Linked DNA regions of Homo sapiens: region 2 is linked to region 1. Evidence: chromatin contacts called from ENCODE Hi-C or POLR2A ChIA-PET data. All regions are on one chromosome and are shown on one strand. Each heading gives the region's core, a stretch centred on a gene start or an enhancer-like site at or near the end of the contact. The rest is flanking DNA. Distances are from core to core; before and after follow the strand shown. Region 1 overlaps RALGAPA2 (Ral GTPase activating protein catalytic subunit alpha 2). Region 2 holds the start of LINC01727 (long intergenic non-protein coding RNA 1727).

Region 1 (6,793 bases), core at 2,763-5,262:
TAAAAAATACTTTAAGACAAAACTAAAAATGTTAAATTTGACACATCTCTATTTTATTAAACTGCTTCTGAATTTAGTCATTTTTAATGTTCATCTGTTAGATAAGGAAGCAAGAAATAATTGTTCATGGTGCCAGAGAGCATCCTTCTGCAGTTCCACGTGAGAGAACGAGAATCTCAAATTCCCAGAAGATGTCAGAGGGCCTTACCAGCTTTTGTGGTTTCAGAACTTCAATTTTGGCCAACATTTTAATCTTCATAATCTAGTTTCTTTTAGTCACACTTTGATTCTTTGTCACTTAAATGATTTCGTGTGCAGCTTTCTCCAGCTTGAGATGGTACGGTCATCGTGCAGGAGATTGATCAAGGGTGTTCTTACACCTGACAGAGCCTGGGCCTGAAAGAACTCTCAAGGGGTCTTGTTTTGGAGATCTTTCTAGTAAGGCCTCCTCAAAGACGCCAGGAGTCTGTGATTTGTTTTTGTTCTTTACAGCCTCTTTGTGTATAAGATGATAAAACAAGTGGGCTACACTACTAAGCAATGACAGTAAAGTAACTTTGGGTGCAGGCTTAGGTAGCTTTGAAACAGTGGAAATGGCCCTGAATTGGAAGCCCCAGTGCATGTCCCGGGCCCACTCTGCCACTGCTACTCATGCATCCTCGGGTAGGTGGTGCCTTCACCTTCCTGAGCGCCCATTTCTTTTTTGTACAGTAAGATGAAGATGATGTCATCTACCTCAGAGAGTTAGTGGGAAGATTAAATGAGATAGTATGTGTGAACATGTCTTCTATACAGTAAGCACTCCTTAAATGCTAGGTAGGAGTGTTCTTATCAGACTTAAGCAGTAGTTATTCATTTCCTAAGCAAAGGTAATTTTATACGTCCTTTTCTTAAAGGTTTGTCACAAATCTAGTTTCTTATACATTTGGTAACAATTGTGTTGTAGTGGCTTATGTTCTCTTATGTTCATATTCTTATTTTCATAATAACCATTGAATTGAGAATCTTATAAAGCACAACTGCAATGTGGAATAAAAGACACGTGTTGTTAATTGTTTAGAAACATATTCAGCAATATAAAGCACAGGACTCTGACGCAGGAGTAAAATTCCATTAGAAAATAAATTCTTACAAAGGCCTCAGCCCCATCCAGCTGTAATGTGCCTGCGAAGCTAGCATGCCTTATCTTGGTACCAACACATTAAGAAGACAGGCTGTGTTTTTATGCACTTGTGCTTTTTAAAATCCTCACAGAAGAACATCAATGTTGTAGCCTTTTTTGGTAGTGAAATTTTTTTGGCCTTTGAGTTTTATAATTCAATTTGTAAGCCATGACCCCTCATAAACTGCTGTTATCACCCTGATTAATAAACAGTCAATTTGCTGTTGCAGCTTCGTCACTTGGGGAATGACGAGGTCCATATCGTCTGGTCTGAACACTCCAGAGACTACCGCAGGGGTATTATCCCAACTGCCTTTGGAGATGTTTCAATCATTATTTACCCAATGAAGAATCACATGTTCTTCATCGCGATAACGAAGAAACCTGAGGTACGTTTTCATTGCATTGTTGTACTGACTCATAAAGCATTTGCCATGTGATTCATTGTCATTGAAAATCAGTGATACAAATATGTTAAAGGGGACTCTCATCCAGTTGTTGAATGTCTTACATATATCTGAATTATGCATGCTTTATAGGAATTAAATATGAATTGGGATTTTCAAAGAATTTTTCATCATGAGCACAAAATTGTATTATTGTATTACTAGGCCTCTTTGGAAATTATAATGTCAAATTTATTATTTTGTAAATGTTTTAAGTTTTCTAAATTTTGTACTTTTGAAAAATTGTATCTTGAAATTTTGGTTATGTTGATTAATAATAAGAGTTGAAGGAACCCCATATCACATCTAGCATTTTGTGGAGAACCGTGGGTATGGAATCCAGCCTTGCCTGGTGTCGGGCACTTGCCAAGCCTCTGACTGTGCTAATGGGGTCAATCCTGCAGAATTGCAGGCATGTCCACGAAGAGGCCGGGACTCTGGAGCACGGCCCACGTGATGAGTTTCAACAATTGGAGCACCTTGCTGCAGAATCAATTCAGCCATGTCAATTGGTATTGATCATGGGAAGAGCTGGAACAATCCAATGATCTGTGTGCTGTGTACTAAATTGGCTGCAGTTTCGATCCTTGTCATACCTTTAGTGGTATTTTAGCCATGCTTTATGTAGCGACTTGTTTTTGTTTTAGAATTACTAATAGAAGGGCGTTTTTAAAGTTCTTAAATTAAACATTAGCATATTAAGCCATCCCTCAAGAGGAATGACATTGTGTTTTTCAGCTTGATAGTATGTATAATCTTCATTTTCATTTCAAGTTGTTCTCCTGAAGGAGCTGAAAGTTACCCTTCTGAAAACTCTCTTTTAAAGCTTTGAAATAATAGGCAACAGATTTATTGTTCATATTGGGATTTATGACCTAATCTAAAGGGTTAAAGTTGTGAGGATTAAATGAGCTAATAAATAGAAAGTGCTTCAAACAGTGCCTGGTCCAGAGTAAAAGCTACTTAAGTGTTAGCTATTATTATTATTATTGTTGCTGTTGTTTTTTGTTATTACTACTATGGAGAGAGAATACTTAATGAATTCCAAGTTTAACATGCTTATTATTCTCAGAATAGATGCATTGTGGGTCAACTCCTGAATTCATAAAAGTCCCATTCTGGCTGTTGCAAAGCCTGACATAAAGGGAACCCTCTTTTCTATTGAGGGAACGCAGATGCCAAAAGTCACTTCATATTAAATATTTGCATCATTTTTTATTCTGATCTCCATGTGCGTGAAGTTTTCAGTTTTGTGTATGAAAATGGCTCTTAGTGCTAACATTTGTATTTGTCCATGAAGAGCACTACTTTAAAGAATTAAACTGAAAATTTTAATATAAGAGAACCAGTGAATTTAGTGTCTTATAGCTTTCAAAAAGAGGAAATGTGTTTCTTTAATATTTAGTATGGATTAATTGGCTTTATTAGCTCATTTTCAACATGGGCTTCTAAAATGTCATTTAATGTCCTAAAAATGTCACCTTTATTTTTAAGTAAAAAACATGCAAGCCATTTTAATTCACTTTATAGAATCAAAAGTGATTTTTTTGATTTTTTAAAAAGATAGTACACTTATAATGCATGAATATAATTATTAACATACCTTGTAAACTTTCTTATAAAATGTTTGCACATTTAATGAATTTGGCTATAAATTCTGACAAGATGAATTGAGCAAATCGCTTTCTTAATATTTTAATTCAAAAAGCCTAAAGGGAAGAAGAGAATAATGGCCAACTGGAAATTTAGTATTATCCTTACATTTAAAGTACAAACCATTACAATGTAATAAAATTAATCCAGACATTTCCAGGGCAAGTGTGGCTGACCTTTTGTTCACCAACCACTGACCCCAGGGTGAATGCAAGAGGCTTGCGGAGGGAAAGTCTGTTTGTTTGGCTTCAGTCCCTGGTATTTAAATTGCATTCCCTAATCAAATGAAAAGGCTGTCCTCTCTATCAGGTTACAGAATCCATGGCAACATTTGGCCTTTTATATCCATAATGTTAGCCTTTTTGTTTGCATCTAAGTAGAGACACCTGGAGCAATGTTAACATTAACCGATTTAGCATTAATAGCTTCATTATATAAGAATTTCTGATCAGATAGCTGTTACTTTTGTTATATTGCTTCAGCTTGTATTGTTGTCATTTTTTATCTCCCTGCTTGGCAACCAGGCAATGATTTGCAAATTTTTTTTGTCTTGATTAATTAAGCAATATAATTATCAGTAACCGTGATGCAGTCTTTGCTCAACAAAGCTTCTGAGAGAAAACAATGGTAAGTCTGTTAGTATGAATGCATTCCACGCGTCCCAGATGCATGAGGATATTACGGACAATGAGGGGAAAGGCCGCCTGTGAGCGAGGACAAAGGGTGCCACGCAGACTCGACACACTGCACATACCGCCAGGGACATGCTGCGGGCTCCCTGGGACACAGACGCCTCGTTAGATTACAGCTAGTCAGCAGAGATTAATTCTCAGCCATTTGGTACAATAATTTACCCATTCCCCAGCCTTTTAACTAGTGCTCCTTACTGTGGAAGGGAAGGCTTTGTACTCAAAAGGTTTATTTAACCTTGCCTACTTTTAGGGATCTCCACCAAAATCCGTATTTTTTTCTTAGAAATTGTAATGACGCAGCTGCTTGAAGTTAAGGAATATTCCTTTTGAAGGACAGGATATGCATGTTTCCAAAATTGTAGGTAGAGTCAAAGGCATTCTTTTAGCACCTGTGTATTTCATCTGAGTATAGTATGACTCTGTGGTCTAAGTACATTTATTTTACTGTTCTCTGGGCAGCCATACTCCTCTAAGAATAATTTTAATCCTTTTTTGGGAGAAAAAAAAACCTCATCAGTACACAAAAGTCTTGCTCATTGGGTAGAGTCATGCATATTCAAATTGTACTTTCATTCACTCGGCCTCATTAATAGCGTATGTAATAATGTAGGGCTATTTGTAATACAAGCTTACAGGCAGCATTGCTTCCAAGTCCTTTGAAATTTAACATATTTCGCTTTTTCATTCCATACACCTCCCTTAAATATACAAATTATGTGCCTGGCAGAATCCGCCTCCTCTTAATAATACACAGCATTTGTGAAATGGTATGTTGAAGAAGTGTGGGTGTGCTTGTGTGAACGCATAAAACCCTCTCATCTGAGTGGGCCTGTTCACTTCTTGAGCTTTGTATTGAACTTCTTTTTTTCATTTAAAAAAAAAAAATCAGTGTGCTTAGCAGCATCATTCCATTGTTAAATTACTTTCAAAATAAGTCCATCTCCATAAACATTGACACAATCATTCTTTGGTCACAGAAAAGAAATGTGTTATTGTTAGACTTATGTTTTTTCCAGCTTTTATTATTAAGTCAGCAGTCAAGGAAAGACTTGCATATAGAGCAGAATGTGAGTGATTCAAGGGGTTTGTTAAAATGCCAGAGTTGTTCTTCAGAAAAGTGATTCATAGAACTTCCACACTGCAGTGAGTACCCGTGCTGCTTTCCCTCTCTTTCAGTATCTGGAAAGTAATATTGGTGTTCAAAGTGTTTGCCTTCAGAAATTTGCGAAGGTAAGTTTTAGTGGTTTGGGCATGTTTATTTCCAGGCATAGTAGTGACTGGCTGGTGACCAGTTGACCAGAGGGTAGGTGTTCAGAAGCAGCCTTGAGCAGGAGCAGTTGAGACAAGAGGAAGTTTTGGTGAAGTGTCCTCCTCTTCACCTCAACCAGAGTGTCCCTTTTGTAAATGGAAAATATGCTAATGTCCTCTGAACTCTACTTACTCAGCCCTGGTACATACGAGCATGGAGAAAAAAATGATAGTGATTCAGTGATTTGTGAAAAGCGTAGGAGGGGAAGTAGTAAGACAGGAGATGGGACACCAGAGTTCCAGTTCTAAGCCTACCACAAGATGGTAGGTGTCTTGGGCAGATCTTTCCGTTTCTTTGAATCTTAGCTTCCTCAGCTGTGAAATGCTGGTTGAGAACCAAGGCTTCTCTGTAGTCCTTACAGGGATTCTAAATGCCTTTTTTTTTTTGGATCCTCTTGTTCCTAGCTGCCCGTACCTTTCCTTAAGTTGTCCTGACTATCCCCAGAGCGTCATGGAAGTAGTCGCTGGCTCTCTTGAAGGTTCAGCAGCTATTGTGAGTGAGTGAGTGTGAGTGTGTGTGTGTGTGTGTGTGTGTGTGTGTGTGTTCATGTGTGTTCATGCATCCCTCTTCAGGGTGACATCTAGCCCAGGACCTGTACCTGGAGCAGGTGCCCAGAAATGCTGGGAAAAGGCTGTTGTGCCAGAAGTTACAAGAGCATTTGCACATGGGAGGCTGAGAGGAGCCTAGGATTGGCACTGAGTTTGAAAGGAAGTCTTTTAAGCTTACTAGTGTGGCCTCACGGTATAGGGAGAGTGTTTGACTTTGCAACATGGTTATGTAAATTTCTTTCTTTTCATTTTATATGTGCAGTTTTCTTAAATATTTATCCCAATCACAGCCAACTAACCTGTTTAAGATTAAATCATGCCCTTTAAAATGCTCTGGGAACTTCTCAGGGAAAATAAATTGTTAACCTTTGAATATACAAAGAATTATTTATTTAGAAAAGATCATTGAAAATACCAAACAACCAGAATGTACTAAAATAGGTTATTAAATGGATTACTATGTTATGTTCTGTTTGGATAATTTATTATTATTGTTATTAGCATTATTTTTAGTAAAGGAATGACATTGAGAACTATGTGAAAAGGCATCTGTCATTTGCAGATGTTAAATTAAAATCAAATTTCTTCTCTAATTCATTGCCACTTCTAATTAGAGGAATTCCCTAGATACAGGGGATTTGTATTATTCCTTTTGTCCGGTTTTTGAAAGACTGAGTCACCCACGAGCAGTTGCTGAAGAATACTAAAGAACGTTTATTTATACAATAAGCCTTGATACAGATGGAAGAAAATCTATAGCCTACTATTATTAGCTCTTAGCTGCTGTTTTATCTTTCACAACAATTTGGCTTTTGAGAATTTCTTCTCAACTGATTTTCCTCAGAAGTTGACGTTGTTTCCCCTTTTTTAAGTTGGTCTTTGCATATACATCTTCTTCTTATTTGCTTTATCTTCTCTCCTTTGGCCAGCCAGAGCCAGCCTGTGTAAATGCATACCAAATGGCAAATGGTAATGTAAGAAAG
Region 2 (6,793 bases), core at 3,130-5,629, 1.1 Mb before region 1:
ACCAGCACCTAAAATTCCTCTAAAGAAAGGCACTAAAACTCCAGGGCCCCTCATCAGTGTTTGAAAAGATATTTGGCTGCACTTATACTTTAACATGTCCCATAACGTGCCCTGAGATACCATTTTTCACTTATCCAGTTGGCAAATAACATAACGCTCAGTGACTCCGGTGCTGGTAGAGGTGAAGCAGAACACACAAGGGTACAAACTGGCAAGGCTTCCACAGACGGCAACTTGCAGTTCTTTTTAAAAAACCCTCTGAGACAGGAATTCCACTACCAGGACTGTATCCTACATGTGTCCCCACACATGCACATAATGACAGTTGTACAAGGCTACTCATTGTGGCACTGTTGTCATAGCAAAGATTGGAACCAACCAAGATGTCCTTCAGGTGCGGACTGCTTAAATAAATAACACCTCATCCACATAATGGAATGCCAGGCAGAGAGAATGAAGAAATCTGTTTCTTCCTAATGACATAATCTCCCATTATTTAATGAAGAAAAGGGGCAGGCTATGTATGTCAGGTACAATTATTGGTGGTTTTTGAAGGGAAAATGAGAAAGAGAAAGAAACTTTTTTTTTTCTTTTTGCTTATGCATGTACTATCTGTGGAAGGATACAGAAGACGCTGATTACTTTAGTTGGCTCTGCTGGGGAGAACGGAGCGGCTGGAAGACAGAAGAATAAGGAAGATGAGATCTAACACCTTTCTGTTGTTGTCGAATTTTGAACCAGATAGAAGTTTTATCTATTTTCTAAATAAATACAAAAACAAAAACCCCAGGCCCTGAATACAGCTTTAGGTGAAAACGGTGTTCCCAATTCCCACTCCTCACCCATACCCAGCCTCCTATCTCCCTCTCAGCCACGCCATCCCACACTTCCCACTCCTCATCCATATCCAGCCTCCTATCTCCCTCTCAGCCACGCCATCCCACACTTCCCACTCCTCATCCATACCCAGCCTCCTATCTCCCTCTCAGCCACGCCATCCCACTCCTGTCCAGCCTTTTCCTTCCATTCCAATTTTATAAAACTTCCCTTCACCTCACTCCTTTGGCGGGATGATTTTTAACACTTCACAGTTTTACAAGCTTTTGCATTTCAGATTTGAGTCTCTGACTTAAATGAAAAGCTGGAAGTGTTTCTTATAGAAAAACTCACATATATGTACAAAGTATTCTTGCAATGGAAGAAAAATGAAAGGCATCTAAATGTCCATCTGTAGGGGAGAAAAATCAAACAAATCAGATTATTTCCACACTGCACAACAGCATGCAGCGGTAAAACAGTCAGATCACTTTGTGTTTAAAAACCTCAGGCCGGGTGTGTGGCTCACACCTGTAATTCAAGCACTTTGGGAGGCCAAGACAGGAGGATTGCTTGAACCCAGTAGTTCAAGACTAGCCTGAGCATCGCAGGGAGATCCTGTCTCTACAAAAAATTAGCCAGGCATGGCAACTTGCACCTGTAGTCCTAGCTACTTCGGAGGCTCAGGTGGGGGGATCCCTTGAGCCCAGGAGTTCGGGGCTGCAGTGAACTGTGCCATTGCACTCCAGCCTGGGCAACAGAGCAAGACCCTGTCTCAAAAATAAATAAATAAAAATAAAAATAAACCTTATACAATATATTTTCAGACTTTATATAGTACATAAAAATATATTATCAATATAAGCATAAACTTTATATAAACATATTGTATAAAGCATAGAATTAAATGTATTATATTTTTATATATTTATATAAAGTTTTAAAATATTTTTACATTTGTAAATATAAAATATATACACATATATGCCATACAAAATATATTTTATGCTTATTTATAAGTCATACACTTCATATGTGCACATGTAATGTATATTTCTACATGTCTACATCTCTGTGTAACATATAGAAACGAATATATAATATACATATATATCATTTGTAAATGCATAGGAAAGGAATGTAAATGTTCTCTAGGGGTGTAGTAAGATCGGGATGATAAAAGGAAATGCAGGAAAGCTTGAGATTGTTACTGTATGAACCTGCATGGGCTTGTGTGATGTTTTTAAACAATAAAAATTATTAACCATCTTTTGGTGCCTGGCATGACAAGTATCTGCCACTAGAGGGCACTGGAGATCGCTAAATATTTCCCAGGATTATCTTTGAGGGAGGGGGCGCGGGTGCAGGGGATTTGAAGGAAGCCCCTTTACCTCTTTATAAGGGTCCCTTTTTCACGCTGGGGGACTGGGCCCTGAACCTGAACTTTCAGTGAGGGTAAAGCTTGGCTGGAAGCCCGCAACCCTTCTCTCTCCACTCCCTCAAATAGGCCCCTGCAGCCATTTGGGGTGGGAGTCCTTTATCCAGCCCACCCCATTTTGCCCACCAGTTTCGCCCACCAGCCCTGGTCTGCGGGACGCTGCTCCGGTGTGGAAGGTGGAACTGGCATCGAGTGCATTTCAGTGAGCTCACCTTCACTCCTTATTCCACATGGGTGTTCAACGGGGAGCCCTGAGACATTGGAAGGGGCCGTTTGTGATTGCTCAATTATAGTGGAGACATCTTCGCATTTGGGGGAGGAAGAGGGAAGCTAGAATTTCTGAAATGCTCAAAATTCAGCCTGAAATGCATGTCGGTGAACAACCAGTTGCTAATTACCTACCCTAGGCCCTAACTCTCTGACACGTAATCATAGAGCATTATCGCCTGGTTTAGTATGAGCGGAATATGCAGGAACCCAGAGTCAGTCAACGTGTGTTGTTGTGCCTAGAAATTTACTGAGCGTTTTTCACCAGTATGGAAAACCACGGCACCATGACGCCAAGCCGGTAGTGTCTGAGTCACTGGTCCTGTGCTCCAGGCTTGGCCTGGCTCTGGGGTTGTCGGGATCACATTCTTACAAGACAAACACCTGGATACTTTATTACGTCTTCTAGAGAGCTTGTGCCCAAGCATTTACCTATCGAATATGTGTGTGTGTGTGTGTGTGTGTGTGTGTGTGTGTGTTTACCAAAAGTTACCTTTTTCAACTTCTCTTTTGTTTCTCCTTTATATTACAGAAAGAACTTTTTGTAATGATGCATGTAAGTAGATTATACAATCTGTGAATTTCATTTCAAGATAGGACAGGAAGCGTTACAAAATATTCGTGGTCTCCAAAGTGATTCTGACACCTCATGATGACTAAGACCTTTGGTTGCCGTTGCCTCAAATAATTTCCTCCTAGAGCAGCAGTTCTTCACCTCGGCTACACATTGAACTATGTGGGAAGCTATTAAAAATACAGATGCCTGAACCCCACAGCCTTCATTATCTTGTGAGCATCTGGGCCAAGTTCAGTGCTGGTGCTCTTGTTCAGATGGATGTAGCTGGTGGTGCAGAGATCCATGAGCTTGCTTTTATGGGACTTTCTGCTGTTGTTGATCTGGGATGCAGTCAGGATACTAGGGCTTTTTTAAAGCTCCCCAGTTGACTCTAATGCAGCCAAATTTGAGAACCATTCTCTGCTCAATACCTTCAAAAATGGAAAACTAACAACCTCTCACTCAGTGCCACCCCAGGTATGACGTGCAGAACAGCAGCATCAGCATACCTGGGAGCTTGTTAGAAATTCAGAGTTTAGGATCTATCTCAGACCAGCTAAATCCAGATCTTGGGAAGTGGGGCCCAGGTACTTGTATTCCACTCCACGCCTCCACAACATTGGCTTACTTTTAATTTAGCTTTAAATTACAATTTTAAAATGGAATTAACCAGAAGGCAAGGGTATACGGGAAATTTTTTTTAACACTTCTCATGTAAACTCAAGTCTTTTATTCCTTTTTCAGGGGTAAAGCAGGCTTTTCCATTTACAAGGTTATTCATGAGTTGCAAAAATTCCCTCCCTTCCTCCATGCTTTTGTAATTCCTACATTCCGCCATTTAGTCTTGGTGGCCACAATCAAACAGAAATCATGAGGGCCCTTTCCTCTTGCATCCGTAGTGGCAACCTTTGCAGCAGACAGTAACTGCTCCAGATCTGTCAAATAAACGCAAGTATCTGTATTTCTAAATCACCTCTCAGTAATACTTTTGCATACTGGAGTTTTCACTTTGGCATGCCCTAATCCTTACACAAGCACGAATTCCTCTAAATCCCAGCCTGAATTTGTTTAACTTACCAGAGAAGGCTTGCCCATTGAAGATTGGTTCTTCAGCCACTGCTTTTCATTCTCATACCAAACAAGTGCATTTTTAAGAACTCGCGAGAGTCTTGCTACTCTTCAACAGAGAAAGTCATCTCCAAATTAATCCACAGTCAGGAGCACCTCGTGCTGCTTTTATATATCATTAAAGTCCTGTAAAAGCAAGCTCACGGATCTCTGCACCACCAGCTAAATCTATCTGAACGAGAGCACCAGCCCTGAACTTGGCCCAGATGCTCACAAGATGATGAAGGGCACCCCTCCTCCAGCCTGTTCTTGTCCTCTCTCCCAGGGAGGCTTAGTCCTTTGGCACAAAAGCAGTGGTGGCCATTCATTCCTTGCCCTAGTGAAGCCAACTTCCTCCACATTCATTCTGCCCATCAGCATCTGATGCCCCCACAATGGCAAACACTGCAGGGGACCAAAGTCTGACTCCAAAAGGAGGCAGAATGCCAGGTCTTCTGCAGTGATGCCCTCGAATGGCCATCTCTCACTGCCTGGGATTAGCCTACATTGAGATCAATGATTAGCAGGTAACTTGTGAAGCCGACTCCTAAAAGTCCCATTCCTCCATCTTAGCTCATTTGGGAAAACAGTTTTTCCAACACTTCTTACGTAAATTCAAATGTTAGATTCTTTTTTTGGATTTCACAAATAGGACTAATAATTGATCCACTCATGTAAATATGAATACAGTGAATTGCATATAGTAGGCACTGGATTATTTGTTAAAGTGTTGAATTAGGCCAGACACAGTGGCTCGCACCTGTAATCCCAGCACTTTGGGAGGCCAAGGAGGGCAGATCACTTGAGGTCAGGAATTCAAAACCAGCTTGGCCAACATGGCGAAACACTGTCTCTACTAAAAATAGAAAAAAAAAAAATCGCTAGGCGTGGTGGTGGCACACATCTGTAATTCCAGCTACTAGGGAGACTGAGGCATGAGAATCTCTTGAACCCAGGAGGCAGAGGTTGCAGTGAGCCGAGATCGCACCACTGCACTCCAGCCTGGGTGACAGACTCAGACTCTATCTCAAAAAAGAAAAAATGTTGAATTAATACATGTATGTGAATACACTATATGTATGTGTACATGTGCATCTATCTATATAGCTGTATCTCCATCTGTATGTTCATTGATCTATGTGTCTGTATATCTACAGATAGACTGCCCCACCTGACCCAACAACCAGTCCAATAAATGAGCCCTTATTCTGCACTGCCAACCAGACTTCACAGCATTCCTAACATGTTTCACTGAGTCCTCACACAAAGCCAAGAAATAGGTATTATTCCTGAGGTCTCATAAAACCATCTGAGAAATGTGTAGCAGAGAATCAAAGCCATGTATGGCAAAAAATAAAAAATTAAAAAAAAAAGGCACTGGTGCAAAGATTTCCAGAAGTACTGGAGGAGCCATGGGCCACCTGAGAACTATGGACTTCACAAGATCAGATGCAAGGGAGAGAAATTACCTGGTGTAGGGGAGGATTAGACCTTGGCCACCTGGATTCAGTTTCCAGTTTGCCAGGGCCTCAGCAAATTCTTCCTTTTGTGCACCTGTTTCCTGGTAAACTTCCTGCAGAAGCAGAGAAGCTGGTAGGGCTTGGAGGAAACTGAAAAACAGGGACAATGAAAACAGTCCTTTGTATGACACATTTGGCCCTTGTCAAGAAATACAAACGGGGAACCTAGCTTAGGAAAAGCAAGACGTCTTCATTCATTTCCTCAAGGAAGTGGCCCTTGCCTATGACTGCTACGAGTCAGTTTCCAAAAAGCTCAATATTAAGCTCTGATTGCTCCCTAGCAGAAATGGCTGCTTTCATTTATTCTTGCCCATCTGGCACAAAAGCAATATGCAGAGCTCAAAAGAGGTACGCAGAGGTGGCCCGGTAAACACTGGCCTCCATTTCATTTCAGTGGGGGTGGGTCATGGTTCTGCGGGAACAAACGCTGAATCCTTGCTCCGGGTGCATGAAAGGCCGCATCCAATTTTGCCTCCCGTTGCTTTCCCAGTATCCAGCATGCCTGGCCCCACAATAGATGCTCAATAAACACTTGAGTGAATAAATTATTAACATATAATCATGAACGTTGTTACCAAATATTAAACACCTTTTATAGACCAAGCTCAGGGCAAATTGATTTACATATCATTGTTTCATTTACTCCTCCTGACATCTGAAGGAGGTAGAGGGACCATGGTAGATAAGGACGTTGAGAGGTCAGAGGAGTAAAGAGATTGGCACAGGATTGCACAGCCTGTCCTCAGCGCCAAAATTCATACAGAGACAGTCTGACTCCAAAGCCTGTTTTGAGGAAGGTTTTGTCATGTAATTTTGTAATGTATTATGTAGTTTTTATAAAATTGTAATTTATGTGATTTTTATCTATTTGTCATTTTAAATTTTTTAATTATGTGGTTGCAATTTTACATGATTATAACTTATTACAATTGAAATTTTATGTAATTGTGTAAATTTTAATGTAATTTGGAAGATGGCCCTTTTTAGGTAATGAAGTTGCATATGTATAAATTTCACAAAATATTTAAGTGAGAAATAACTCCAATCTTTTAGACTGTCTTTCAGAAAATGGAAGAAAGTATATTCTTC

The links. A loop is a pair of places that touch in the nucleus more often than their neighbours do. ChIA-PET counts read pairs that join two places held with the same protein, here RNA polymerase II (POLR2A). Pooled maps may share reads with other maps.
Region 2: a map of sciatic nerve shows a loop between it and region 1 (17-fold over the local background). The contact joins the promoter of LINC01727 here to the enhancer-like site in region 1. A Hi-C loop is called at or near these places in 1 of 168 maps with a recorded cell type or tissue (sciatic nerve) and 2 of 50 pooled maps. POLR2A ChIA-PET finds 5 or more read pairs at or near these places in 1 of 52 experiments (activated naive CD4-positive, alpha-beta T cell).

What each region holds. Positions count from the first base shown.
Region 1 is chr20:20,489,875-20,496,667 of GRCh38, reverse strand. RALGAPA2 (Ral GTPase activating protein catalytic subunit alpha 2) reads left to right here. Exons shown (of 40, transcript NM_020343.4): 36 at 1,393-1,551. Among named protein-coding and RNA genes, the nearest start is that of INSM1, 130 kb to the right of the region's middle. RefSeq lists an enhancer at 3,112-4,359. Within about 2 kb of position 4,012, at least 4 of the 41 ENCODE cell types and tissues checked have a DNase peak (open chromatin) inside an H3K27ac peak, as active enhancers do.
Region 2 is chr20:21,567,610-21,574,402 of GRCh38, reverse strand. It overlaps LINC01727 (long intergenic non-protein coding RNA 1727), which reads right to left and starts at 4,379. Exons shown (of 4, transcript NR_109880.1): 1 at 4,155-4,379. RefSeq lists an enhancer at 1-151.